Regions from separate parts of the Mus musculus genome. Here all the other regions are linked to region 2. Evidence: chromatin loops called from intact Hi-C (ENCODE). Cell type or tissue: left cerebral cortex. All regions are shown on one strand.

Region 1 (4,000 bases), 330 kb before region 2:
AGAGAGAGAGAGAGAGAGAGAGAGAGAGAGGAGAGAGAGAGAGGAGAGAGAGAGAGAGGAGGGAGGGCGCAATGGGAGTAAGAGAGGGATCCAGGCAGGAGGGAAGGTATTCTGGAGATGCTTGCCTTCCTCTTGTCCCCAGGAGTCACAGCCTGGAGGAGAAGGCTGAGGGTGCCAGCCTGAGGGCATGCTTGTCTTCAGGGAAAGAGAACTCATCATTCCGACAGCTGTCAGGCCACCATGCAGGAGAGTTTGGAACCTAGACAGTGATGTCAGGGGCCACATCCTACTAGGGCTGCTTGCTTATGGCATGCCTCCTGCCCTCTGAACTTAACCTAGGAAGAAGATGGACTTGGGAGGGGGTCACTTAACTCAGTGCTTGTCTTCCCCATGTGACCCCATTGAACAAATGTCCTTTCTCTGCTCCCCACTATCTTTTGTCAATTTAAATAATCTACAGAGAATGGATGCCGGCCATGGAGGCCTCGGCTCTGCCTCTCACAGTCCCTTAACAAAGGGAGAACTTGTAAACTGTGAATTTCTCAGGACTTGGCTATGAGCAACAGCCTCAGATTCTGCCTAGTATCTCTCCTGGCTGCCACATCCAGCTTTGTCTGTCCCACTGGTGTGCAGTACTAAGGGATGTGGTCCTGGTTGCACCCTGGCTTTCTGCGCACATCCAGAGCTTGAAGGACGCCCTTCGGATAGTTAATAATAAGCTTCATTCTCTAGGCCCTTCTATTTTCAGCCACTGAATACAATTTATAAAGAAAAAAAAATTATCCCACCCCCAGCCCCCTGATCAGATCTCTTATAATTATAGAATAAGGCGCCTGAGAATTCACAGGGTGCTGGTTTCCACGGCAACAACAAAGCCATTCTATTCTAAAGGCCAAGCCTGAGCTCCGCCCCCTCATCCTCACCAATGTTGGCATCTTAGTGCAGCATTCCAAAATAAACTTGCTGTCTAATGTAAATCCTGTATAATTAGAGAAGAGCTAATCGGTGCCCCACAGTCTTTGTGCAACCCACGCATCATGCAGGGATTCTGGAACCGCAGTGCTGACCGATTGCTTGATGTCAGATTTTTCTCCCCCAGGGACTGGGAACTGCATAAATTCAAATGCGTGGGACCCTCCAACCGGAAAACTCCTGACTTACCAGGCACTTGGGTAATGCTTGGTCCACAGGAGCAATGGCTTTCTCTTGTCCTCCACGAAGAGGGATAGATTTCTCTCTTGGTGTCGCGCTAGTGCCAGTCATTGGTGACTCAGTTGTCCCCCACCCGCTCCCCCATTTCGCGCCTAGCTCTCCAGCTAAGACATAGGTTCGACATACTGGGGACTGTTTATTTAGTTTCCACTCCTCTACCACCATCCCTAACTTTCAGTCTAGATTTTACCAGGTTTGGACCCCACCAGGTTGCTCTTAAGACATACATTCCCGGAAAATTCCACTCTCACAGGTACATGCTGATTTACGGCTAAGGCCACAAGGCAATTAGAGAATGCTGTGAGAACTAAGCAGCATGCTTAGGACCCAGGGCTCCTTGAATCTGCAAGGACCTGAAAGACAAGAGACCTGATTCACTGGCCCGTCCAGGAGTCTGGTCCTCTTTACTTTTTGCCTAACTACCCATGAGGGATAGTGGGTTTGCTCTTATACATCAAACTTACCTCGGACTGATGCCAGAGTCTCACTCTAGCTCCTCCAGACCGTTATCTTTCCTAGATCTTGGCTTTGTGCCTTAGATGACTGAGAACAGAGGCTGTGGGTGCCAGCAGGTGGTTCTCTTTAGGGGTCCCTTTGAGCCTAAGACACATGACAACTCCCCACTGTTGCTTACCCAGGGACATTCCCTCACCTAGAAAGTGGTACCATCTTCTACCAACCCTCTACATATTGGACCTGAGACTCCAATGCAGGCTTGAGCCAGCGTCTCTTCCCTTCTAGATGGTGATGCTGGCTGGCTGGCTGGCTCTCACACTAGCCAGATTCCTCGGAATCTTTGCTCACTCTGATCAATCACCATACTATTGATGATCTTTCCCTCCACTTCCTCTCGCACAAAGCCTGGCTCCCTTCTGATCCACCCTTCCTCCCAGCCCGTTTCTAAGGATGAGTAACCCCACCCTGCCCATAGCCTGTCCCTATTCACTAGCAGTTTTCTGTCTATCACTGTGATTTCTTCAGTTAGACTCTAACTAACCTTCTTCAACGTTTGACAAAGGCTGAGGTGCTCTTCTGTGCATGACCTCTCTGCTGTCAAAGATCTGCCTGGCCACAGATAGCACGGCTTGTGAGGCTGGGGCTAGATCAGCACAGGGACACGCACTTAGTAATTTCTGAATGTGTGGGTTCTTGGTGAAGAGCCACTGTGAGGTGATCTGAAGCTGCGGATAGTGGCAAACCATTACAGGTGCTATGTGTTCTCATACGTCCACGAGCATGCTCACAACCAAGCTTAATTTATAAATTAACCACACAGCGGATCAACTGTGACAAGGGATAAAATGGAGCAATCATAACAATAACAATATAGTGTATATTGGCGGTATGTGAAGGCATATGTTCGTCCGGTGAAGTCTGGACAAACATTAACATTTCTGGGCCTTTGTTGATCACTTGAGCCTGAGAGTGTGAGTGCTACAGACCACCGCACTCTCTTTTTGTACCTTAAGATCCCTCAGTGAGGGGCTGGAGAGATGGCTCAGTGGTTAAGAGCACTGACTGCTCTTCCGAAGGTCGAGTTCAAATCCCAGCAACCACATGGTGGCTCACAACCATCTGTAATGAGATCTGGTGCCCTTTTCTGGGGTGTCTGAAGACGGCTACAGTGTACTTACATAAAATAAATAAATAAACCTTTTAAAAAATATATCTCTCAGTGAGATGTCTCAGCATGAAGCTGAGTTTGGTTACCAGCATCCACATCTAGTGGCTTAGAACTACCTGTAACTCTAGATCCAGGGGCTGTTTCTCCCTTTCTTTGTCTCCTTGGGTACTTGTACATACTTATGCACATGTACACACACACACACACACACACACACACACACATTTAATTTTTTTTCAGTTTTAGAGAAAAAGATCTTCTAGTAAGTGATTTAAAGAATGATTAGAATGAAAGCGTAAAGAATGAAACCCAAGTGTGCAAGCTATGCAGTAGAGAAGTGTGTACAGTCTATATGCAAACCCCCATCCAAATGGAAAACAAGCACAGAGAAGCAGCTAAGGGGCTTTGCATGGGGCTGGGTTGTGGGTGCAAGGAGCTGCTGAAAATCAGCAAGTGCTTCTACGAAACCCCAACGCCCAGCAGGCAGGTCAGATGCAGGGCTACATTTTGTATTTTTAAAGTCTTTAAAATCCCCGGAGATAGAAATGAAATCAACACATTTCATCGCTTTTCTGGACTGGCAAGAAAACGTGGCTGAATCTAAAGTACTGCTCTAGAAGAAGAGTTTGCGGAAACGTGGGCAGGGAGAGCTTTAAAGGCAAGTCAGAGCTTCAAGGAGGGTCGCAGGTATGCTCAAACACCGAGTTTTAGAAATTAATTGGCACATTTGTTTGATAATTATACCTTGATATAAAATTCCTTAAACTACCTCTCTTACCTGTTCTGGTCTTGCCCTGTGCTCAAAATAAACAAAGCCGTGTTGTATTGATGTTCTGGCTGTGGCAGCGGGGAAATTTAAGGCTACACTGGAGTGGGGCAGGTCACCACAGGTTGTATGCTGACTCCAGAGTAAGTATCTCAGGGAAACCCATTGCAAAGTGTTTACATGGTTTGTTCATCAGGATTGTGATGGATATGCTCAGCCCAGGGAATGGCACTATTAGAAGGTGTGGCCTTGTTGGAGTGGGTGTGTAACTGTGGGTATGGGCTTTGAGACCCTCACCCTTACCCATGGAATCATCTTGAAAATGTGTGTGTGTGTCCTAATTTTAGTCTCAAAAAATCATACCATTACCTTTTTAAAGGAATTATTTAGCTATGAAC
Region 2 (4,000 bases):
AGGCGCACACAGACGCTAGCACACTTCAATAAAAATAAATAAATCTTACAAATAAGGGTTGTTTTTTTTTTTTTTTTTTTTGCAGTGGTGGTGGCTGAGGTTGCCAGGAAGGGCCTGGGCAAGAAACCCGGAGCATGAATCCGCAGGAAGTTAGGGATCTGAACTAGTTCTTTTCACACTGCTGGAAAATCTCTCACATATCACCTTAGAAGGGGAGAAAAGAGCAATATTATATGAGTGGACTCATGTCCATAATACAAGAGTGGCATGTCATATCATAGACACGGGGGATGCAGCGGGAAAGTAAGTACGGTGAGCCAATAGCAATCTTGAAATATTCCAAAAAGGCCTAAGTCGGTGCTCCCACCCCTGAGAGCCATCCTCCACTCAGAGTAGTTTATCTGAGAGAGCCACATTCTAAGCATGGAGGCGGGAGTCCTGGGTAAGCATCAGCACGGGCTCCCTGCTGCTCACCAATGGCAACGAGAGTCCTAAGAACCAGTCACACATTCCCACGTCCTATCTCCCGTGGTACCCTCATGACAGCATGAGGCAGCAGGCAGAAAAGACATTTCCACTTTGGTGAACTTGGAAATAAGGGTCAGAGAAGTTGATCCAATGAGCCGAAGTCGCATCACGCTGTGCACACATAACAGAGGAGCAAACAGATCTGGGTCTCTGTGTGATGGATGGTTCGTGTACCAGATGTAGAAATGACTCAAAATCACCTTGTTATGACCTTGAAAGTTAACCCTTTCCACCTCCTGGAGGTGGGGAGTAACCTCAAAAGATGCCAGGACACTTCAGGAGGTGACTTTGCCTCTCTGAATACTGTTTTCTTCATCTGCAGCATCAAAACACAGGTGTAGGAAGGGCTACACATCTGTGACTTCAGATACCAAGGCAAGAAGATGAAGAAATGAGGGGCAGCTTGGGCTAGCTATGTGGTGAGACTTGGCCTCAAAAATCAAAGCACCAAAACAAAAGCAGGTGGTTGAGCTGGCTCCATCCAAGCTGAGGTATTAAGGTAGAATGCGTACCCTTCCTTTCAAGGTCCAAAATCAGCTCTCTAATGCACTAAAATGAGTCTTCTTGGGGCAAACTTTTTTTTTTAATTACAATTAAGCCTACCGAGTTTTCTAGAGAGAACCTGCTGCATGCTAGAAGAGAGCTGTGAAGAATTTAGCTGAAGGAGGCCGAAAGAGCACTACCACCCAGCTTAGCTGGCCCCGGTTTCTCTTTGCCCTCCGCACAGGCCACCCATCCCTCCGAACCCATTCAAAACAGGAGGGTTCCCGGGCTGTGCGCAAAGGCAACGCACGAGGCCCCATCCTCCGCAGCCCCCGCGGCTGCATCCCGTCATCAGAAACATGTGAATGAACCAAATTATCTCCAGGGCTCAGGGCGTGGGCCACATAGCCAGGCTCCACCGTCAAAGGATCCAGCGTCATGTTCTCCACCCCCTTATGTGAAGGCTGGTGCTGTCGTACTGTGCTGAGGGAGGCAGCCAGCCTGGAAGTGCCATGTAAGGAAGAAACTGTTCCGTTTCGGTGTTCGGCTTCGAAAATAGCTGCTAATAAAAAGCCTTCGTACTGTGACACTTCAATACAGACACCCACAAGGATACCTTGACAAGCTGTTTCAGTCTTCGCAAGCCTTTTCTTGCGCAAGGCCCCACCAGTCACCCACAGACACAACCCTGCAGAGACAGAGGCGGCCAGCAGGGGTCTGCCTAGTCTGCTGGGCCGGGAGCTCAAGCCCTGCTGCTCTATCGGAAGCTTCTGCCTCCTTTTCCAGCTGCAGCTTATGGTGTGTCTCGCTCACTACATTCAGGATATCTAGGACAGTGCCTACCTAGAGGATGAGCCAAACTCGCCCCGCAGACAAGGTGAGGGGCGTGTGTAGGGGGGAGCCTTAAACAATCTTCATTCACAAACTGATCCAAATAGAAGATTTGAAACATAATGGCAAACAGCATTGCTCAAGGAATCTGAGCTCTGATGGCAGACAGCAGCAGGGTGTGGCTGAACGGTACTGACGAAAATCCAAAGACCTTTCTCACTGGAAGTCCTAAAACTGTATTATGGCCATAACACCGTCTCCACTAGGAAAACAAAGGATCACACTTGAGAGAATTTTTAACAGCACATGGCCTTTCCCCACTGATGTGGTGCTGAATGGTGCATGCTAGGCTCCTGCTCCCTAAAGTTGTAACTTTCTGAAGTTCTTATTTTAAGGTGCTCAGTAAGTCGCAGAGCTGGGCCTGAGCTCCTCCTGCAGCCCAGACAGGCCTTGACCCTTCTGCTTTGACCTTCCTCTCCTTCCACCTCGGTCTTTCAAGTATTGAGGATTATATAAGCCTGAGACATGGAGCCTGGCCTCCCTGGCCAATTTCTCGATAATTAAGAGCAATCGCACAGTTTCAATTTAAATCAAGGCATGGAGGTCCAGGGAGTTTTCAAAATGAGCAAAGAAACAAGCGCCCAGGTATCCATGCCTATGGTCAAGTTTGAAAATTTGTTTGTGGCGAGGAGTGGGTAAGGTCATAGGTTCAAGAGAGATTTTTCTCATCAGAGCTCAGAAGGGATTTTGTTTGATAATTCTTTTATCATGTTTGTGTACATGTATGCACATGTGTGTGTTTGTGTGTGAGTGTTTGTATTTATCCGTGTTGAGGCCAGGGGTCAATTTTGAGTGTCATGCCTCAAAATTTTTAATGTTGTGTTTGCTGTTGTTGTGGTTGCTGCTGCTGTTGTGGTGGTTGCTGCTGCTGCTGCTGCTGCTGTTGCTGCTGTTTGAATCAAAGTTTGAAACAAGAGTTGGCCTGGGTCTCAGTGATTAGGTTAAGCTGGCTGGCCAGGGGTCTCCAGCTTCCGAGTGTGAGTTTATAAAAGTGTGCCACATGCCCAGCTTTCCCCCCTGTCTTTCCTTTAAACATAGACTCTGTAGATCAGACTTGGTTCCTCATGCCTACCGGGCAAGCACATTGCTGACTGTGTTGCCCTTCAACCTTAGATAAATATTTTTCTGGAGCCCGATGTGTGCCTCACTCTGTCTGGAAAGCGAAATTCCTCAGACTCTCTAAGCTTCTGCTAAGCTGTGTTCACCACAGGCTCGCCAGCACATGAAGCCCCTGTCACACAGCAGAGGACACATTCTGGTGTGTTAATGTTATCTAACCTGCATCCCGTGCTAGGATAGGTTGCTGTGATAATCTCTGTAGTGTCTGACAGGTGGACAGATAAAACAAGGGCAGGTTTGAAAGAATCTCTTGAGGACCGACATTGTCAGAACTCATGCCCTGGTGGGGCTCCACAGTTTCTGGCCAGTGTACCTAGTGCAGTGGACAGCATCCTTGCTTTGGAAGAAGAATACGGACCATTCTTTTCTGAAAACTCCTTTTAGTGTGATCAGCAAGAATCCAGTACACGTGGGGCACTTGGAGTTTAACACCAGAACACGTATGCTGCACACGAGAACCCTTTGGCATTAGGTATGGATTTTTTAAGGTTACTAACAGCCCTACCTGATACTCTCCTCCCTTTAAAACTCAGCCAAAGTCTAACTTATTTTCCCATAGAATTTTATAGATCTCCTCCCTCGCCTCCAACAAAATCAGTTTTTTTTTTCTGTACAGCATGTATCTCCCTGCTTAATATCAGACTGAATCATTCATGTGTCTTCTCCCAGGGAGATTTTCTTTAGGGACCAGAACATGTCTTGCAGAAACCCAGTTACGAAGTCTATTTGGAATGCTATCTTAAGTTAATCTAGCCATTCATCTGCCTAGTACTTCCCAGGAATGGGCATAGAACAAAAGCCAAGACTACAAGATGCAGGGAACACTACTGATATTTTCTGCCCACACGGCTTTCCAGTGCTTTCTTGAGCAAGTCCATGTTTGAGCCTGAGAAACTTCTCAGAGTCGGACCGAGGCTGGCATGACTCCCCCTACTCACTGCTCACCCAAGATGAAGAAGAAGCTCTCCTACTTCAGCAA
Region 3 (4,000 bases), 220 kb before region 2:
GCTGGTGTCAGGGTGGCCTGGTGTTGGGGGAACACAACCCTTTAGTTGCTGGTTGTTTATCTTCATAACAATGTTTACTGGGGTCCTCCAGTATTTTTCTGATGGGAAATATTGCCATGCAGAATAAGACCTTCAAGGAAAAGATGCACACCTCTGAGCTTTCAGCACGCAACTGGTTTGTAAGGTAGATTTCCCGCCATACCTGGCGATCCTTCCTCACCTCCTTCTTTTTCCTTTTCTCTCTTCATTTCTGTATCCACCTCTCTCTTTCTCTCTCTCCCAGTCCCCCTCCCCCTCCCTCTCTCCCTCCCTCCCATCTTTCTTCCTTTCTCTCTTCCTTTCTCTCTCTTCCTTTCTCTCTCTCTTCCTTACTCTCTCTTTCTCTCTTCCTTTCTCTCTCTTCCTTTTTCTTTCTCTCTCTCTCTCTTTCTTTCTTTCCTTCCTTCCTACTTCTCTATCTCTCTTTCTCTCTTTCTTTCTCTCTTTCTTTCTTTCTTTCTTTCTTTCTTTCTTTCTTTCTTTCTTTCTTTCTTTCTTTCTCTCTTGCTATCAAGCATCAAAAACAGTTGGCTGTGACAATGCCTGGCCCGGCCCCGCCTTTACTTCTTTCTTTGAGAGTGGGTTTTACTGATCTGCCTAGGCCAGCCTTGAACTTAGGATCCTTCTGCCTCAGCCTTCTAAACAACTGGGATTACAGATCTTCAACAGGAACCTGGCTACTTTTCAGCTCCTAACTGGTCTGTTTTCCCTATGGGGACCATTCCAAGTGTGTGCTCTGTGTGGAACAGAGAGCACATGGATGAGAATCGGCAGTTCACAGAATTCTCTTGGTGTTAGTCTTCATAGGACATAAAGCTCACCCTCCAAGCTGTGTGGAGGGGCTTTCTCCCAGGGCCTCTCTAATCCTGAAGTTAAACATTCTGGCCTCCACTAGGGGCTTCTTCTACCAGGCCCTGTAAGAGTGAAGACACCAAAGACAGTGTTAACAATGACGTGTGACTAGCATGGCCGGCTTTGACCACCACAACTTCACCTACTTCATTTCTGGGCTGCACTGGCTTCCCTTGGTCCTGCTTTAAAAGATCATAGGAAAGATGTTAGCTGCTGTATTGCTGGGATGGGTTTCTGTGCTGTACCAGGGCTGGGAACTAAGCTAAGCTTGGATGCAAGGAGTGACGCTGTTTGTACTTACACCATGAAGACGAGCCTTTCACAGGTAAAGAGAAACACGAGGGTTCTTGAATGCTTCCTCTTTTGTTCATTAAGGATCAAGACTTACCTTAGATTGTCAGAACGCAAAGAAAGTGGCTTAACAATCAGATTGATCTCAAGGTCTGGAAAGGCAGCCTGGCTCCCAGTCTCTCAAATTCGTGCCCCTGTGTGACAGGCACTAGGAGACAGGGAGCCCCTTAATGAAGGCTTCCCTCTGCTGTAGCCATTGCGCTACAAGCAGAGTGAAGGAGCCGATCTTTTGAATGTAACATATCAGAACACACTGTCACCCATGTATTCAGAGTTATCCAGAGCATTAGTTAACATAATGTGCATGAGTCTAGTAACTTAAGTTTGTCTTTCAGGCTTACACCCCTCTCCCCAACACACTGCTCTGAACCATGCCCAGTATTGTGAGGCTGGTCTCATGCAGCGTACTCTATAGCTCTCCACCTTAGTTTTTGAGACAGGGTTTCCGCACTGAACCCAAATCTTGACATTGAGTTTAGTCTGGCACCTTGAGGTGACAGGCAAGTGCTGTTAACACTTGGCTTTAAGGGTGTGGGGAGATTTGAACTCTGGTCCTCATGCTTTTGTTAAGCAAACACTTTCCCACCGAGAGCCGTCTCCTCAGCCCCAGGAAATGAGTCTTACTAATCGGTAAATGATACTTCCGTTCATGACTCGAGTTGTACTGAGATTTATGCTTGACCGGGCTGGAAGCAGCTGGAAGAAGCGGTCCTCCGCGGTGTCAGGAGTGAAGAGCGAAGCAGGAGCAGATCTTTCTGCAGGTGGGGAAGACACCGTGACATCCTCACTTCAGGGTGGGGTGATGAGCCTCAGGGCTGAGGGCTGTGCTTTACCGGTCTTTGCAGCTTGTCCATGGGAGGGCACTGGTGTTCTAGGTTGGCAGCCTGTTCTGGGGAGACACTGAGCCCACATCTTCCAGACTGGTTAACCACTCACCCCACATCCGTGGCATCAAAGATGTGCGTGTGCGTGTAGTCTTCCTTTGGGACTCTGTTCTTTTGCCCAGTTTAGTCTTCTGTGGTCTTTTGTGGTCTTCTGAGTCTATTCACGCTATTAAACCTACTGCCCTTGTGTTAAAGGGCTGAGCACTGGTGCATAGCAAACTTATGAAATGAATACAAGGAGTTAGCAATTCAGTACATCTTCGGAAGAGGAGGCAGGAACCTCTGTGGACCCCCAGAGGAAGGAACAACAATTTGCCTAGTGGGAGGAAGTGGCAGAAAGAGGTTGAGAGAGAGAGAGAGAGAGAGAGAGAGAGAGAGAGCAAATGTCAGGCTTTCTTTTTTTTAAATCTAGTACATCTCAGTTTGGATCCTTAGTTCTAGGTGAGGAAGTACCGAGGTAGGTGTGCCCAGTTATGGGAGGGACATTGAACATTCAGAACCATCGAGTGTGTCTCACAGGGTCCTTTGGCATCTGCACCTAGATACCCTCTGAGGGCTCAGTGTGTATGATCTAATAGGTACATTTGGAAAGAGATGCCTGAGAGGGTCCCTGCAGAAGTCACTGAGGGAATAAAAAAAAAAAAGAAAAGAAAAGAAAACTCGGTTCGACTTGACTTCATCAAACTGAATCAAACATCTAAAGAGTCCGATGCCTGGCAGTTTATTGGCGGCATATTTAAACAATAGAATTGGGGGAAAAGTTTCCAGGCAACACTCATTCCAATTCCAGGTGCACAATAAAGCTTAAGGCATGGCTACATAGAAACCCCTTTACAAAGTACATGTGAACATGAAGATGTATTCTAGAGCTCAAAGGCTTAGACTCTAGCGGGGTCTCTGACAGGGACAGCACAGAGGTCAGCAGGCTGTGGATTATATGTGACATCCCCTGCTAAAGATATGCTCTATTGCCTGAGAGCTAAAGGCCATGGGAGGGAACGTCTGGGATGGAAAAGTCTGGAGTGCTTGGGTGAAGTCTGCCTCTACAAATAGCAAAAGGTCTCCAGGTCATTAACAATATCCACTCCTAGCGTTCTGGGTGGAAAACAGGTTCTTCCTCATTTAAGGAGATACTCCTGCATGATTAACACTCCTGGTTTCCCTTGTCTGTGGGCAAAAAGATGTTCGTGGCCCCGGCAGATGCCAAAGACACAGCAGTGTTCAGTATACAGCTGTCAAAGTGTGTGTGTGGCAACATGGCTCGTGTAGCTGCTCATAGTGTTGGGTCACAGCATTCTGTAGATGCACCAGGTGTTATGCTCTTGATGGATCCCCATGGTAACTACTTAAAATAAGTGCGTTTGCTGCATGCCATGGGGTAGATTCCGTTGCTGTGTGGTTTGTGGATATGTGTCTTACATCCTGAGTTGGAACGTGAAGGGTCTAGTAAATACCTCACTATATCAGCAAGCTCCTGTATGGACAGAAATTGCTCCCTCAGGGCAGGGAGACCCCAGCGGTCTTAGTCTGCGTGGCAGACATTAAACCTTTTGAGTGCTATCATTTGTAAAATAAGACCTCACATCCTCAGCTAATTTATTTTTATGCTGCCTTTTTGATTGAGTTGCCGCACGAGGAAACATCGATAAAAGCATTCATTAATAAGTAGGGCTTCTCTGGTTGCATCGGGGTGGGTTGTGTCTTGTGGATTGGCACCAGGGAAACACGTGTGGTTTGTTGTGGGTTGGATATAAACTGTCTTTGTCTTTCCCCTGAAGTTCAGCAACAGTGTATGCCAGCACTGATCTGAGGCCTAGATCCAGGTTCATCTAAAGTTTGAAATTTGGCTTTTATTGAATTTTAAAAATACATTG
Region 4 (4,000 bases), 69 kb after region 2:
TGAAACCTCACTGATGCTAACAAGTAAGCTTTCTCTTAAGTGGAAAAAAAATGCAAACCTAGCTCTTCCATGTACAGTTCCAAGTTTTAAGAACGCATCATCACTAAGGTCTGAGGGAGCAAGCAGGCACATTAGCAGCCAAACAGAGAAGAGCTGGTGAGCTGGTGAGAATGGCTCTGTGGTTTGGGTCATAGGTGCTTCCAAAAGCTGCTGTGCTGAAGGCGTGGTCGTGAGCTGCATTGCTGAGGTATAGTCTTTAACAGATAGGCCCTAATGAGCGGGAATTGGGTAAGCAGAAGTATGAATGACGGATTGGGCCCATGACCCTCCTCTTTCTCTCTTCCCTTCCTGTCTTCCACGAGATGAGCAGTTTGGCTCTATTCTGCACTTCCAGCCAAGGCCCTTTGCCTCTCCACAGACCTACGTTTAACAGCGTGACCACAGGTTGAAACCTGTAGGAAAAGGAGCCATTCCTCCTTTGAAGTTGGTTATCTCGGGTATTTTGCCCTCCTAGCAGAAAGCTGCAGAGAGCAGAATAGCCAAGTCAGAAGCCCCTGGAGGCAGAGTCTTGTGCTGATGGTAGAGGGAGCCAAAGGTGTCCTGGCCACTCTCTGGATCTGCAAGATGTGGAGTCAGCACAGCTTCCACTTAAGTTTCAGCAAGAGCCGAGGGCCATGTGTTTGGATGTGAAACCCTCTTCTTGGAGGACATAACCTCTTGACCTTAGGTATTAACTAGCTGTCATAGATGCGGTCTAGAATATTGGTGTTTTCAATTCCTTGCATTATGCAGGAAGAGCCTCCCTCTGGGGGCTGCTTATGTTCTTCCTGTTTTCTTGAAGGTGAGTAAAGTCTCAATGCCTTGGACCCGACTCACATTGCCAAGGGAGGGTGCTGGCTGATGAGAGATAACCTTAAGACAACCCCTAAAAATTCCTTGACCCTGTGAGCTGACCTATGCTAAGTGCCTCGCTTGAGGGGACGAGGGGGCAGAGGAGCAACATTCTCCCATTGGTTATGAAATGCCAGCATAGGCGTTTCTTTGCAAAGCCCCTTGCGCTCCCTGAATGACAGCCTCTGAAATGAAATACAGAGAGAGCCGCAAAGCTCTGTTATGCCTTTGTGCTGTTTCTTTGTTTTGCTTTGGTTCCGAGCCGCATACCTTCCACCCAAGCAAAGCTTATTCTTGGAGACAGAGTTCGAGCCCACGCTGAATCTTACCTTTTGTTCCAACCCCACTCTTGTTTTACCTTCTGTGTGTTTCGGTGGAAACCGATAGCTATTGCTTCTCATTAAAGCCAGTCAGGGGGAAAAAAAATTCTGTAACCAGGTTCCACTGATTCATCAGCCTAATTATACCCATTCACCGCTCCTTTCATGAGGAGATGAGAATTCCATCTCTTGAAGACACACGCTACCCCAGATACATCTGCTTCCTGGCTCCTTCTGGCTCCTTTTTATCTTAGTCAGTGAAAAGTACCCAGTGGCCCAGGAAGCACAAACTCAGCAAAATCTGGAAAGAAGAGCTCTGTTAAGCTAGCGAGAAGGGGTTGGGCCAAGGAGAAAAGCATTTAGAGCCAGGTATCATGAGATGGTGGGGGTGAACGGATGGAAAAAGATCTTATCATTCAAGATATCTAGAGAAAGCATTTGGCATTCATGCCCTAAAGACAGCCCTTGTGTGCCATTGGCATTGGCAGAGCAAAAATAAAGAAACAGAAGAAGAGAAAGTGAACTCCCTGTCGGGGTAGAGGCTGCCCAAAGGAGTGTGAGGCACCAGGTCAGAATGGTAGCATTAAGCCTGGCACAGGCTTTCAGATTATGATGGTTAATGAGTGGATTTAAGGCTCAGGCCAAGCCGTGGCTGGGTAACAATTGCATTCTCTAAAACACCAAACCTTGGGCACTAAGAGGGAGGGTCACTCGTTTCCTGGGATATGAAAGCAAATTCGCCTGAGTTCAGGGTCTAACTCTGCTGAAAACTTAACTTTGCTCTCAAAGGAAAGCAGAGGAATGCGGCTCCTGACTAGAACGGCTGCAGCCATTGCTTCTCTCTGAGGCAGTTCCTTGGTGCGGGATCAGTGGTTTCCCTAAGTTCACAGGAAATTCCTTGCCATGGTCACCTGTATCTATGGGAACAGGCAGCCCACCTAAAGAACTCTTACATTTAAGGCACGGGTTGAGTTCTTCCAAGTTCTTTCTGCTCTTTGGTGCACCAGAGGAAGTTGACAGGGAGGGACAAGGTTATTTAAGACCAAGGTTGCGAAATTAGCTTGAATAGTGATGTCAATAAATCTCACAGGAAAGCTTTCCTCCTGATGGCCCCTTTGCCAATGTTTCCTGGGCCAATCTGCTTACAGTTTCACTTTGGCGCTTTCTTGCATGCCTCACGTGATGTTAAAAAAAGGGGGGGGGGATCTCTTCTATCCTGCTTCAAGTTCATTTCACACATTCTCTATTTACTTCGAGATGAAGAACACCAGATGTAGTTCACAGATAAATCATCTTTCACGCAAAGATTCAGGGCTTCTGAAATCACAGTGATCCTGCCAAACTATGTTCTAACAGCTAGAGGCCATGTCTCCAGATCTAGAAACATGCGGATTTTCCCAGGTCTTTCCAAGGGGAGTCATTCGAACTCAATTTTTAAGGGATTATCAGAAAAGGAAAAAAAAAGTAATTTCTGCTCTTTGGAATTGCGAAATAGCAAGTAACTAAATACGACAAACCTCTGCAGGGTGAAATCGCCTGAACAGTGACCATCTCTGCCCCAGAGAGTCATAAAATACTTGTTTCCTAGCAGAACTACTCCAGGTCAAGCTGCCCATGGTTTCTTCCTATAGCCCTAGGCTAATTCGAGACTAAAGAGATAGACTTTTCCATCCAGCCCTTTGTTCTCGGATATGGCCGGCTTATAACTTAACATGTTCTATATTTAGCTTGGTGGCTTTATGATCACATTCAGAAAACAAGCACAGATTCCAAGAAACACAAATAAACAATAGAGCAGTTGCAAAATAGCTCAACCACCACAATAAATATTAAATAAAGGGTGCATCTAAAATCCGTCTTCCTGGCCCTGTGTGCAGTGTGCTCAGTGCTGGGGTCTATGACAAACTGTGCCTAACAAATCGCTGCAGATTTCCCCCTGGCTGCAGAATAAGACAATGAACTCTAACAAGTGGCTGTGGAGATGCAAATTCAATACTTCACAAAACTCACAAACACAGCTATGTATTATGCTAGTGGAGACAGACCCTTCGTCTAGACAAAATGCAAAAATCCCATGTTCGGTAAACATGTATAATTAGGGAAATAAGAAGAACAGCTAATCGTTAGCCTTACACGCACATCTGCATCTAAAATCTCATTGCTGTTGTTGTTATTGTTGCTGTCATTGTTTTTATCTTTAGTTGAAAGTTGGGGCCCATGGCCCTGGTTTTGAAATCTCACCTCTTCAATATTCAAAAGGAGTGTTGGCATTTCGGTAGTGAAGAGTGAGTATATCCAAACTCTACCCTGAAGTTCTTCTTTCTACAGAGGCACATGCCAGGCGCGTAATTGATAAGAGCAGGTCTTATTATACAAATAAGCAGACACTGTCTGGGGACAACATTGAAAGGACTCTGATGCTTTTATTAATTTATTTGATTTACTTCTGGTTTCCCTTACCCAATCTTATTTATGTCAAAGCAAGTTGAACCAGAATTCATTATGTAGTGAAATGCAATTTGAACACTTTTTATTGGCACACAGTGATTCAATCACTTCTGTCCATGAGCCCTATTACCTCCTCTTACAGCACTTCCTCACTGATCAAACCCCAGTGGAGGAAATTTCCAAAGAAAGTGAAGAATTTGTTGAGAGGGAGGAACGATAGTGTTGGTAACTTTTTACCCTGTGATGGAACTACACAACAACGGCCATTCTGACCGTCTGCTGTCACCAACTAGCTTGCTTCCCCCGTGGAAAACCAGCCATGCCAGTGAACTTGACTTTTC
Region 5 (4,000 bases), 320 kb before region 2:
AACCAAAGCAAGTCACAAAGATCCAACTTGATCTTGGAGTTCAAAGGCGATGGCCAGTCTGATGCCCTTAACCGCCATCATAGAACTTGACTCTTGTTGGCCGTTTCTCACTGTCAGGAATATCCTTCCTGCTAAGAGGGACTTTTTGTTTGTTTTTGTTTTTCCACACTAAGTTTCTACGGACTCTGTGTTGAAGTGCCTCTGTATCTTTTATGGTATCTCCAAGATGCTTGAAGGCATATCTAAGTCACGGCAACCACTCGAGTCTTACAGCATGGCTCACACTCAGCTGGAGAAAGGCTGTGTTCTGGAACATTCTTTCCAAATTCTAGTTTAAAAGTCAAGCCTCACCAAAGCTCCGAAAATGTAGCCTGGGATATAAACTCTTGGATGGTTTTCTGAAAGCCTGGTGGATAGCGGAGGTCACGGAGTGGTGCTAGGGTCCCTCTGTTGTGGGTGGCAGGAGAGGAAGGCTGGGATCAGGGTGAGGGGATTTATTGGGCATGGCTGCAGGCAGGGGCAGGGTCCTGGAAACTCTGTGGAGGATGGTAAGCTTGAGAAATCAGTTTCAAGGTTGTAATGCAGATTATCTGCCCCACCACCCAAGCTCCAACCCCCAGCCCTGCCTTACCAACAGACGCACTAAGGACATTCATTCACCCACAATCCCTTGCAGGTACTAGTGCCCACAAGAGGCTGTCTGCTAGGAATTTGGGGGCATACTTTTGTGTTCTCCTTGCTTCTTTCCGCTTGTCATGTAGATGTGAGGCTCAGAGGTCCTGTGTGCCAGTGGAGAGCAGAAGCCACAAACACGGGCAGAAGTCTGTGTCCTGGGGGTTCACCCTGGCCAGGCTTTACTAGCAGAATGTATCCCGGCCCTCTGGGTGAAAAGTGTGAGCTAATCAAATACTGGTTGGTTTCTTCTTTCCTCTTCTTTTCCCCCATCCTTTCTCTCCCTCCTCCTCTTCCCTCTCCTCTTCCCCTTCCTCTCCCACCTCCCCCTCCTCCCTCCTCCTCCTCCTTTTTTTTTTTTTTTTTTTCTGTATAGTCCTGGCTGTCCTGGAACTCACTTTGTAGACCAGGCTGGCCTCAAACTCTGAAATCCACCTGCCTCTGCCTCCCGAATGCTGGGATTAAAGGCATGTGCCACCACTGCCCAGCAACTGCATCTACCTTTCACAGTGCAGTGTGGCTGAGTGCACAGGCTCTGGGGAGTCACAAGGGCTGGGTTCAAATCCCCACCCTGCCTCTTGGTTGCTGAGGAATTTGAGGATGAGATTCAACTTCTCTCCATATCATTTACCGATGGGTAAAGCAACAGTGGGGCCCTTCACAGGGACTTTGCCACGAAGAAGAGAAAGTAGTGGCACAGTACCCAGTGCAGACCCACCCACAGCTCAATGACTGGCAGGGCGGTGACACGGACTCACTCACTGTCAACCCTGGTGCTCAGAACAGTGGTATGGTCCTGGTCCTTTAATATTACCCTCCATGGACAGAAAAGATTAGCCTAAACCAGAGAAGGGTCTGCGTGCAAGAAGGCAGCTGGAAGCCAGAGGCAGATCTGTCAGCCTGTTGTGCTCTGACGCCGTTCCATCTTGGCCACAGTCCCTGGGCTCCTGTGTGCCAGGGCTCGTTCTCTCTCTCTCTCTCTCTCTCTCTCTCTCTCTCTCATTTATGTAACTCATCACCACGTCACATCTGTGTGTTCTGTTGATGCCATTTAAATTCTGTTACTATTTAATACCAAGAACATTTAAAGAGAACATTCTGAGGGACTTGGAAAAATCCAATTGTTCTCTTGGTAATTGGGTTTGTAGGAAACGGAGAGGGTAGTATCCAGAATAGAAGGCTTTTAAATGAATCATCTTTGCGCTGCTGCTGAGGCCGGGGGAGCCCTGCTCAGTCCCTCAGGAGGTGGCAGCACACACCCCTGCTTTGGTTAGGAAAGACCCAGCTGTGTGGGCCAGAGAATCCAGAAGAACGGTAGCTCAAAACACTGGGTCACTTGCTCCTTGTAAGGAAGAAATGTGAAGACAGTTCACTCCTGGCAGGGGCTTCGGAGAGTCTCCAGAAGCCAGACTTCCTTGGTCTCCCTGTTCTACCAGCCTTGGGACATGACTTCCTCTTGTGGGGCAAGAAGCTGCCAGATGCCACCATTCCTGTCTGTGTTCCTACTTCCTTCAAGCTGTCCCCAAGGGGGTCCCACATCACATGTTTATTTCATACCAGTGGCCACTACTTAGTCACCTGGTCACCTCAAGCTGCCTCAGAGACTGACACCCATATTCTTTAGCTACCTGTTTGTTCAGCTGGTGTAGGCTCTAGCCTGGGGAACGAGGACAGATGGGTACTGCGGTTAACCTGTCAGATTCCACAATACACGGCTGTAGGTGACTCATATCCTCTTCTCTGCTTGCAAGTATCTTTTCATTTTTTAAAAATAATTATATTTTTGAGAACTATACACATTTGTATCACCCCGATTCCATGCCCCTCCCCTCCCCCATTTTGCTTCTTCTGAAATTCCTGGCCTCCTCTTCAATTATGATTGTTACAAGGAGGAGGTGGGGGTTTCTTATCCAAGGCACACAGCAGGGGAGGGCTACTGCAGAACAGATTGCACTAAGAAGGTACAAGGGTCTTAGTAAAGGAAAACATAGAGAATCAGGAAAAAGGACAGGACAGAGTTACATTCTAAAAGATGTAACTCTGATGTCATTAGGGCTGAGGTCTGTCTGGAACTAGGGAAGGCTGGCTGTACGAGGGGTTGTCAGAAATATACAACACACACACACACACACACACACACACACACACACATCTGATGATTTGCCAGAAACATCCACAGTGTGTTATAGTCACAGTGACTGGGTAAAGGCCAAAGGTTAAAGGTTAAAATTATTAAAGAAAGGAGCTCCCAGGACTATCCCACAAAAGTCAGGCATGAGACATTGGCTGTCCTGTGGACAATGTTGGATTCCCTCAGCTCTGATGTGAGGCAACGTACACACCTCTGTTCAGCAGGGACTTCCCTAAGCCTTGAGGGCTAGGATATTCTTGGGATGGTTGATGTACGGGTGTGAGCAGGCTGAGTGACTGACTGTCACCTGCCCAGGCTAACTTATGCACAGTGGCCCAAGGCTCCATTCTAAGTCTTGTTGTTACATAAACAGCGTGGGGCCAAGACTGAGGTGTCCAGACCCTGTCCAGACACTTCTTATCAAGGATGTTCCCAGAGGTGAAAGTGGGAGGGGCTGGTCCAGTGGTTCAGATAAAGTTAAGATTTTACTTCCTCTTCCCAAGTACACGCCGAGGGAGAGCTAGGTGCTGACTGTCGCAGAGGCAACTCAGTGAGCTGATTTGTCTCTGACAAAGCAGAGGTAGATGCTGGAGGATTTTCTCCTGACACCCTTCCAGCCCGGAGTGAAAGCGCCATTTGGGACTTATCCAGCCTTCACGCAGACCTCAGAGCAAACGGCCTGCGGCATTAAACAGTTCCACTGATGAGCTGGAGAGATGGCTCACGGGGGGGGGGGGGGGGGGGGGGGAAGAGGGCTGGCTCTGTGAGGATAAGGTGTTCAGATCCCAACACACACATAAACGGTGGGCTTGCCTCGAAGCAGCACTGGGGCACTGGGGTTGGGAGGGCAGGTGGGAATGTGAGCTTGCCAGCCTAGCTCCGGATTCAGTGAGAGATCCTGTCTCAAGGGGATGGGACAGAGAGTGATGAAGCAGAACACTTGTTCTCCTGTGCCTCTGTGCACACACACACACACACACACACACACACACACAGGTACAGACATGCACAGGCACACATACAGATACACACAGACTCACAGATACATACATGGACATGTTCACACAGATACACACACAAGACATACACAGAAACACACACATAACACACACAGAAACACACACGCACACACAGAGAAATATAAACATGCATACACATAGATACACACATGCACACACAGATACACACATGGCACAC
Region 6 (4,000 bases), 61 kb after region 2:
CTTAAGCAGAATACAGTGAAGCTTCTAGGAATACTTTAAGGTAGCTGCAAAATCACTCATCCTGTTTTCTATTTCGAGTTTTGAAAGGGAAGCAAACCCACCTCCACTTCTCCATTGTTATTGTTGATGTCAAGGAATTAAAGAATTCGCTTTCAGCTGAACTCAAAGTGTGATTTCACAGGCAACGTCTTTTCTGGTTCACCCTCTGAGAGTGTCCCACTGCTTTGAAAAGGGCTATGGAGCCCATCAAAAGAAACACATGCCTCACGGGTGAGGACCCTCGAACTGAGCTCACGGGCCCCAATTTACTTGCTGTAGCCTGGCTACATCTTTGCATCCTGATTTGAAGAGACTTTCCTTCCTGCAACATTTAAAGTAACCACAGGGCTTCATTAAGTGATGTAATCAAACTGGCCAATGTCAGAAGGAGGAGGAGGAGGAGGAGGAGAAATATATGATGTGATTGGTTTCCTATAGATCTCACCTGAAGAAAATAATTGACATGCATGCCCATGAAGAAGAGAGAGAGAGGAGAAGGGAGATGAGACCAGGACTGATGCTCAGGGGGTGGGGGCAGGATACAATGAGGAGACTTACTAAAAACAGAGGAGAGAAATGCAAATGAGGCCACCCTATCGATCATCTTAGAAAAATGGTGCCCAGAAACTAAGACTTCCTTATAGAACAGACACATTTATTCGTCTTGTGACATTGGGTCACAGTTCCTCCAACACCTACCCACCAACCAAAGCCCTCTACTGCAATCAGGAGAGAGGAGCAAGCCCTAGGGACACAGGCCTGGAGAGCCTTGTTTCCCCCCAATGCAGAACTCCCCAAAGATCCAAGGCATTTTAGATCCCTGTCTATAATTGAGTACCATCGGGAGCTGAGAGGCTCCCTCCCCCAACATTTAAAGAAACAACAAGCGTCAGTTTAAATAAAAGGCATAAACTTTCCCAAGAAGGCCCCACGGAGGGGCCTGACCTTTCTGACAATATTTTTTTTCTTGTGACTCCAGGCAAAGGTGGAGAAATGTCCCAACCACTCTCTCAGGATTAGATTCTCTGCAACCAGAACAAACTTCAGGAGGGAGAAAGCTGCTTTGGGGCCAGATCCTTGCAGGGAAAAGCAGTTTGAAAAGCCTTCCATCAAAGTCTGCTGCTCTAAGATGGGTCATGATAACAGAGCCAACAAGCTTCCAGATCTTCTCTTGCAGGAACTGGTCCAGGTATCTCCCTGGAGCCAGGCAGGGGAAGTCTCTATCCAAACAGCTGCTTTAGAGTTCAGGCCCTTCACAAAACAGGTTGAAGAAGAACATCTCCCTCCGAACCTCCGGGCCTTTGGTTTCCTTTTGCTCGCAGTACTCTGCTGCCTCTGGTCCCTTCACTTCCTTCTCTTTGTCCTGAGTGCAGATAACATCTTCTGTAGGTCATTGTCTCAGGTTGCCCTGTTATCTCAGGGTTAGAATTTTACCCCCACCCACCCATTATTAGTTGGATAAACTTGAGTCATAAGCATTCATATTTTCCTGTGGTTTTATTTCAGCAGATCCGAATTGCTCATGTGGTATTATCTTTGATGCCTGTCTGATCCCACTCCCCGCCCCCTACCTACTAAGTGCTGTCTGGAGCTAATTAGAGAAAAAGCCCTATGAATTGTATCCCTGGCTCTGTGTGGGGTTTTGAAATAGTCATAGACAATGTTGCAGATGATTGATGGTTATCTGCTGTTTGGAGATACATATGGCCATTTATTAATTTGACGTCTGCCACCCTCGTGTTTAAATATATTTGGGGGCTTAGTTTCACAGGGAGATTAATGTAGATGAACTGCTGCTCGGATGATCATTTTTACACGACTTCAATATTCCCATATGTGAAATTCTTATCTCTTGTTCTTCGCCAGCTGTGAGTACCAGAAAGTGTAGGCCGGATACTTCTGGGGAGATTGGGCGCTGAATAAGGGAATCTGTCCATTTTTGGCCAAATAGAGTCTAACTGGGCCATGCACTGAGACAGAGCAGAAAACTGGGGAAGCTGAAAAGTGATAAACTAAGGAAGAGCTCCACCTTGCCTTAAGGGAGCAGCTGCTGTGCCACTACCATGCAAAGCTCAGTAAAGTGATCTGCTGGGGGCGGGGAAGGCGGGGGAGGGGGGTGGGTTTGAGCATGACCGCCCAGGTCTGGTTATCCACACTGTGTCCCAGTAAATGAAGCATCTACAATTTGAAGCAGAACCAGCTCTCAGCTGGAGCGCTCTCAAGGAGGCGGTGAGATTCAGAGTGGCTGATTTCCTGGGTCACGTGTCAGGATGCAGTCTGGGCTACCAAACATTTTGGAGGTGGAGTCAGACCACTGCACGTGCAGGGCTGGCTCCTGCGAGACTTCTGAGTATCTGAATCCCTCTAAGCTGGCCAGACTCCGCACCTGCGCTGCACAGTGACCACGTGACGATGCCTCAGCAGGGCGCTTGGGGTGAGAGCCCTCCTGGGGACGCGTCTCCCCTACGCTGCCCTCTCTTCGCTTTTTGCATGTAAAGCAGCTATCTTGTAAACTTGAGTGTATTATTTCCTGTTGTCCAAGGAGCTTTGTGGATTTGGAAAAAAGATAACTAAACCTATGCGTTGGAGTCAGAAGGGCAGCGTCTGCCTGCTTGGCTGAGACTATTCACCCTGCCCTTGCTACGTGCATCTAGCTCTCCCCTTCAGGTCACACACTGCTTTGAAAGAAACAATTTCATCCTTTGTCTCAAGGAACAATCAGAATAAAATCAATAATACAGAGTCCGACTTGCAGACACAAAGACAGGCTTGGCAGTAAACACCGTGTCTGCATCCGCGGTGTCTGCACAGGCGTGCCACCCTACCCAGCAGTGTCATGCGCTGACCTGCACGTCCACAGTCAGTGAAAAGCTTTTGCAGGCCAGTAGAGACACTAAAATAAGGACCTCATCGTTGACAACTTCCAAACTGCTGAGCAGTCAGGGATGGCTGCTGGGGCGACCGCTCTCTTGTGCAGGAATTCACACAAAGAAAAGCATTCTGGGCTTTGATTTGTCAGTTGTCACACCCAATATATTACAAGCACCGCAGGGTTCCATGCATATAATGCCCACCGAGCTGTCAGAATGCCTCTACCTCTTAAGCTGAGAACCTCGACTGCCTTTCAGACAGGGTCAACAGAGAGATTGGGAGGATAGCCACCAAAGAGATGAGACTTCTCTGGAAAGAGAAGGGTGCTCTGGGTCTTAATGGGGGTTTGTTTGGTTTATACAGGATGATATCCTGGCCAAAGCTCATGGAATAGTCTATTTAAGGCTGGTACATTTCCTTGCATGTAAATAAATCTAATCTCTGCAGAGGAAAAGGAGAGAGAAACACACACACACACAGTCCGAGGTTGGGGGGAAGGGGAGAAATGGGTGTTGGAGATGGAGACATAACAGATGAACAACAACAACAAAAAAAAAGAAACAGGAAGAAATTAGAGGGAACAAGATGAAGGAAAGAAAAAGAGGGAAGGAGAGACGGAAGGAGGAAGGGAGAGAAGGAAGAAGGGAGGGAGGGAAGGAGGGAAAGAAGGAAGGAGAGAAGGAAGGAAAGAACAAAGGAAGGATAGTAATAATTCAACTCTACTTGTCTCTGGCTCATTTGGAAATGGTTCTAGAAGCAGCTAGACTGGGGGCAAGAGGCAGTACTTAGCAGTAGACTCTAGGTGAACAGACAGATGATCGCAGCTCAGTTCCGGCTCCTCCAGGTTTCCCATGTTCAAGATGTTGTTATGATATATGAAGAATATGGAATTCTGTCCCCTTCTTAGAAACTGGGTCTCAAAGTTGATGTTAATTTGGAGGTCATGTCCTGGGGAACCTCACACTGCTATGAAAGCCAAGTTAAGGACTCCTCTTTGCCTACCTTGGCTCTCTCCCAGAAAACCAAGCCTGCCCCACAGCAAAGCCCAGTGAACTTTAAGCAAGAGAACTGTCCTGTGGATAATCTGCAG
Region 7 (4,000 bases), 210 kb after region 2:
TGCTTTGTTCTTGACTTGAGGGATTGCTTTCATGATTTATGGGAAGAGGTTGTTGGTCCAGAGTGGCCTGGCATTCCCGACAGGAAAAGTTGTATTGAAGCCACAGAAGGCACACAGCTAGCACTCACACAGATGGCACACGGCTAGCACGCACTCCAGCAAAGCCCCAAAGTAATCTGCAGGTGGCTTTACCCCCAGGAGACAGCACTTAGGCGAGAGGCCAGCCAGTGGCAAAGAACAAAGCACTGTTTTGTTTTCTGGACACTACCAACCTAAAGTTCTTACCAACACCTCCATTCCACATTAAATAACCTCTCTGTCTATCTCTGTCTCTCTCTCTGTCTCTCTCTCTCTGTCTCTGTCTCTCTCTGTCTGTCTGTCTGTCTCTCTCTCTTTCTCACTCTCTCTCTCTCTCTCTCTCTCTCTCTCTCTTTCTCCTTTAGATTATCATTTCCCCCTTTGGGTTTCTGCTCTTGTTGTTTGCTTTGCTTTGCTTTGCTTTGTTTTTGAAGAAGGGTCTCACCCAGGCTGGCTTCACACTTGCGGTGACCCTACAACCTCCGGCTCTCAACACTAGAATTACAGGTGTGCACACCAGCACTCTCAGCTCAATCTTAACTTCCAGTATCAACCACGCCTCATGGGCAAATCTTTGCACTTCTGGAGATCAGCCTGAATAGATTATGATGACCTGTTAAGCTGCAAGAAGAGCTCCGTAGAGACACAGTCAGAGGGTAAGAGAATAACACAAGGCAAACAGAGGTGGCACGGACACAGTCATGGTTTGCCGCCAAGAGAAAAGCAATGGTGGGGGTGGGGAGACGTGTCTCTTTCTTTTTTTTTTTTTTTTTAAGCTCGCTAATGTCTTAATTTCTAAGATTGATTTATTTTACGTGTCTTACTGTTTGCCCTACATGCATGTCTGTGCACCTCACCCATGGTGCTTGAGGAGGTGAGAGGAGAGCCTCGTATCCCCTGAAACTGGCATGACAGATGGTTGTGAGCCACACTGTAGGTGCTGAGGACTGACCTGCTTGCTGAGCCATCCTCTAGCCTCCAACCCCTCAAATACTCCTCAAACTAGTCTTTTCCTTCAGTGTTATCTTGCAGATTCCAGGATCTTTAAAACGATCCCAAAGAAACCCTTGCAGTAGGAAGAGCAAATTGCATATTCCTTCTTCTCTAGTGGACAGTCCTGGCTTTGGATCAGCATGCTTCTGACATGTGGCCAGCAGCCTCTGCTGGCCAGGCTGCCCCCTCGGAGGGGGACGAGGAGACTAAGCCCAGAGTCTGACAGCCACCAATTTGCTGAGAGCTTTGAGTCTCTTCTTTCCTGTTAGAATGGAGTCTTCCCAAGGATGAGCGAGGAAGGTGTAACCAATTAACCTTAGTACTCTGGAGATTAGAAGAACTGTAAGGATGAATCTTAATTACTCTGGTTATCTAAGGCTTGTGCCCAAACCATCTTCTCCTTGGTTTCTCAAGGCAAGAAAGAATCTATGGCTCTGTAGTTTTAGCCCCAGGACAAGGAACAGGTCCTGGTGATTGAAACAGCATGGGCTTCACATTCTACTCTTCTGTGGAACTCCAGGAGAAATTTACTCTCGCTGTGTTCCTTGACTTGAACACTCCGTCCCTAGATCTGCTACTTTGGGGCCTTTCTAAGTGCAGCAGAGAGAGCGCCAGTTCACCCCACATCATGAATCTTTTGACAAAACAGCACTGGGAGAAACTGTGGGAAAACACTTCCGATATTTATAGTTTGTCCCTGACGCGAGTTTTTGCATAGGAGACAACTGCTTCTGAATAAGGGAGCAGAAGTCACCAACTCCCACTGCTGTGTGAATGAGCATCCTGGAGCTGTGACAGTCTTCCTGGATGAGTGGGCCAGAGAGACACTCTCTGCAACGCCTAAAGAATCACAAGCTTCAAAATAAGAGTGTCATCATCGAGTTCTTGTCGGTCTGCTCCAAGGCGGACATATTGAATTGCTGGTGTGCTGACGTGGATGGGACCATCTGACCCCAGTCAGAGTGCTCACGCTTAAGAAACATCTGGCCCTTAGAGTTCTCCAAATTTGCTCTATTTGGTCAGAAGCTAGTCATGACAGGTCCAAATCCCTGCCTTGTGGCAAAAAACTAGTTTATTTTTCAGCTCTTAGTGATCATTTCAGGGCCTCCCTGAAAAAGAAGCCCATGCTTGCTTCTGGTCTCACGACTGTCACCATGAACATCTGCCTGCTTGTGGAGAGCTTTTCTGCATGTAGGATTGAATTCCAGCAAGAGCCACTGGGGGATCTAGTTCATCTTTATTTCAGGCCTGTAAGCTGAATAGGATACACCACAGCCACTGGAGACCCCTCTGCTGACCCCGTGCTGTAGATGTGTGTGTATGTGGCCATGGTCTCCATCTCCTTCCCTTTCTAAAACCTTTATAACCATCTACCAAATCCATTCTACTTGTTGCCAAACCCAAGAAGAATGCCTGTCAGAGCACGGTCTAGTCTGCACTTTAATTGTTACTACGATCTGCTATCCTTGAGGACCTAGTGGAGTGCTCTGGAAGAATGTTTGAATAGTTCCTCTAATCGATCCTTACAAAACATCCTCTCCACTCAAAGAGTGGTCCATGAACCAGCCATGTCAGGAGCTCACTAGCTACTTAGGATCATGGGCCTCTTCCCGAATCCTTTACCTCGCACCCACAGTTCAGCAGGGCCCTCAAAGGTTTAGTGCACAAAGGAAGGATAAGGAAATCCTGGTTTACACCTTGCAACATTTTACTGGAGTCAAAAGTGGGAATCACGCACAAGAATTCTTCAATAAAACAAAGCAATCACTAGGTACCCAAATACTGAGAGCAAAATATCTCTGCATATTTTGCTGCAAATGATAATACAAAACCATGAGGTTGGTTCTGCTTACAATGACATGTCTGTGACATATGACATCTACCTGTGCGCCACTCCAAAAAGGAGTAGAGAAAGGGAACAACTTTAGACATCAGAAGGAGTTCATCCTCACCCACCCTTTCTAAGAAATACACAATGGCTATATGACCTCCTTAAAGGGAAGATTCTAGAAAGCTTACATAGGGAAGCGAGGTTCACTTCTGAAAGGCTGGATCCAAGATGGCAGAGTGCAGTGCCTGGAGCCTGGGAAAGGGTTTTTCTCCCTTTCCTAAACCAGCCCAGGTCTCCAGAAGCTAATATCTGTGGAAGGCACTAGTCTTGTGGACGCCTAAGGATCAGATAGCAGTTATCACTCCACACATCACCCTGGGTGGGTCCCTGGAGTCAGTGACCATGGTCTAAAGACATTGTATGGGGACCTTGGGTTGTTGGGTCTCTCTGGTTCCGACCTCACGCCCTCAGATCTTATACGTGGTGCACTGGGCCAGAGTGCCATAGCTGTTCCTCCAGCTGTCCCTCCCTGCTCTGGAAAAAGCAGTGTCTGACACCGGGCAATGGTTTCTCATGTTCAGAACTTGGGATAAGAACACAGACTGCCCAGGTGGTCTGATTCAAGCTTTGCAAATCATTAGTACAGAGAATTTTGGGCTGTTTTTGTTTGTATTTTGACTTCTCTCGGTCTTCTTCATTCCCTGCGCCCTAAAGCATCCCGAGAAAGCTAAGCTTGAGTGAGGTACACACCACTAAGGGACATCAGGACGGCCATGCTCACTCTGTGTAGGAAAGCTATCGACATCGTGATGAACGGGACTCTCAGGCTGTGATTCAGACTTCTTCCCACCCTTCCCTTATAGTCATCAAAAATACCACCAGTGAAACGGGATTAACTCTCACCACAAAGACTAGCGAGAGCCCACCTTCGCCAGCCACCCCATGATGGCAGCAGAAATGCAAACAAATGGAAGGGCAAAGGTCAAGCTTGACCTCCTGTTGTCCTTAATGTGGAATTCCCCACCAGGGATACGACTGTTATTTTTCTTCTTTTTTTTTTTTCCTTTTTTTTTTTTACTATAGTTTTAAGGAGGTTAA

The links. Peaks named below come from ENCODE experiments on the same cell type or tissue, not always from the same donor. Only the 100,000 strongest peaks of a DNase experiment are listed, where the experiment ranks them.
Region 1: a loop joins it to region 2, with 3 times the contacts of the local background. A loop is called at or near these places in 5 of 42 quality-filtered maps.
Region 3: it touches region 2 in a loop (3-fold over the local background); 3 of 42 quality-filtered maps call a loop at or near these places.
Region 4: it touches region 2 in a loop (2.9-fold over the local background); 3 of 42 quality-filtered maps call a loop at or near these places.
Region 5: it touches region 2 in a loop (2.5-fold over the local background); 5 of 42 quality-filtered maps call a loop at or near these places.
Region 6: a loop joins it to region 2, with 2.4 times the contacts of the local background. A loop is called at or near these places in 3 of 42 quality-filtered maps.
Region 7: a loop joins it to region 2, with 3 times the contacts of the local background. A loop is called at or near these places in 4 of 42 quality-filtered maps.

The regions. Positions count from the first base shown.
Region 1 is chr13:59,399,183-59,403,182 of GRCm38, reverse strand. No RefSeq gene overlaps it. Among named protein-coding and RNA genes, the nearest start is that of Gm34721, 7.0 kb to the left of the region's middle. In left cerebral cortex, no CTCF peak of the experiment used is centred here; DNase peaks (open chromatin) are centred at 923, 1,721 and 1,853; H3K27ac peaks cover 2,149 bases.
Region 2 is chr13:59,071,485-59,075,484 of GRCm38, reverse strand. All of the region lies in intron 16 of Ntrk2 (neurotrophic tyrosine kinase, receptor, type 2), which reads right to left. Gm53063 (predicted gene, 34245) reads left to right here and starts at 1,771. Exons shown (of 4, transcript NR_168904.1): 1 at 1,771-1,888; 2 at 3,406-3,493; 3 at 3,879-4,000. In left cerebral cortex, a CTCF peak has its summit at 1,722 (motif pointing right); DNase peaks (open chromatin) are centred at 547, 1,546 and 3,893; H3K27ac peaks cover 3,714 bases.
Region 3 is chr13:59,287,434-59,291,433 of GRCm38, reverse strand. No RefSeq gene overlaps it. Among named protein-coding and RNA genes, the nearest start is that of Gm34672, 34 kb to the right of the region's middle. In left cerebral cortex, a CTCF peak has its summit at 2,089; a DNase peak (open chromatin) is centred at 2,126.
Region 4 is chr13:59,002,200-59,006,199 of GRCm38, reverse strand. The region is part of intron 13 of Ntrk2 (neurotrophic tyrosine kinase, receptor, type 2); the gene reads right to left. Among named protein-coding and RNA genes, the nearest start is that of Gm53063, 70 kb to the left of the region's middle. In left cerebral cortex, no CTCF peak of the experiment used is centred here; DNase peaks (open chromatin) are centred at 1,400 and 1,933; H3K27ac peaks cover 2,677 bases.
Region 5 is chr13:59,391,345-59,395,344 of GRCm38, reverse strand. No RefSeq gene overlaps it. Among named protein-coding and RNA genes, the nearest start is that of Gm34721, 15 kb to the left of the region's middle. In left cerebral cortex, no CTCF peak of the experiment used is centred here; DNase peaks (open chromatin) are centred at 1,647, 1,864 and 2,309; H3K27ac peaks cover 1,239 bases.
Region 6 is chr13:59,010,039-59,014,038 of GRCm38, reverse strand. The region is part of intron 13 of Ntrk2 (neurotrophic tyrosine kinase, receptor, type 2); the gene reads right to left. Among named protein-coding and RNA genes, the nearest start is that of Gm53063, 62 kb to the left of the region's middle. In left cerebral cortex, no CTCF peak of the experiment used is centred here; DNase peaks (open chromatin) are centred at 1,972 and 2,351; H3K4me3 peaks cover 780 bases; H3K27ac peaks cover 3,161 bases.
Region 7 is chr13:58,864,230-58,868,229 of GRCm38, reverse strand. The region is part of intron 9 of Ntrk2 (neurotrophic tyrosine kinase, receptor, type 2); the gene reads right to left. Among named protein-coding and RNA genes, the nearest start is that of Ntrk2, 59 kb to the right of the region's middle. In left cerebral cortex, a CTCF peak has its summit at 2,276; a DNase peak (open chromatin) is centred at 1,812; H3K27ac peaks cover 2,321 bases.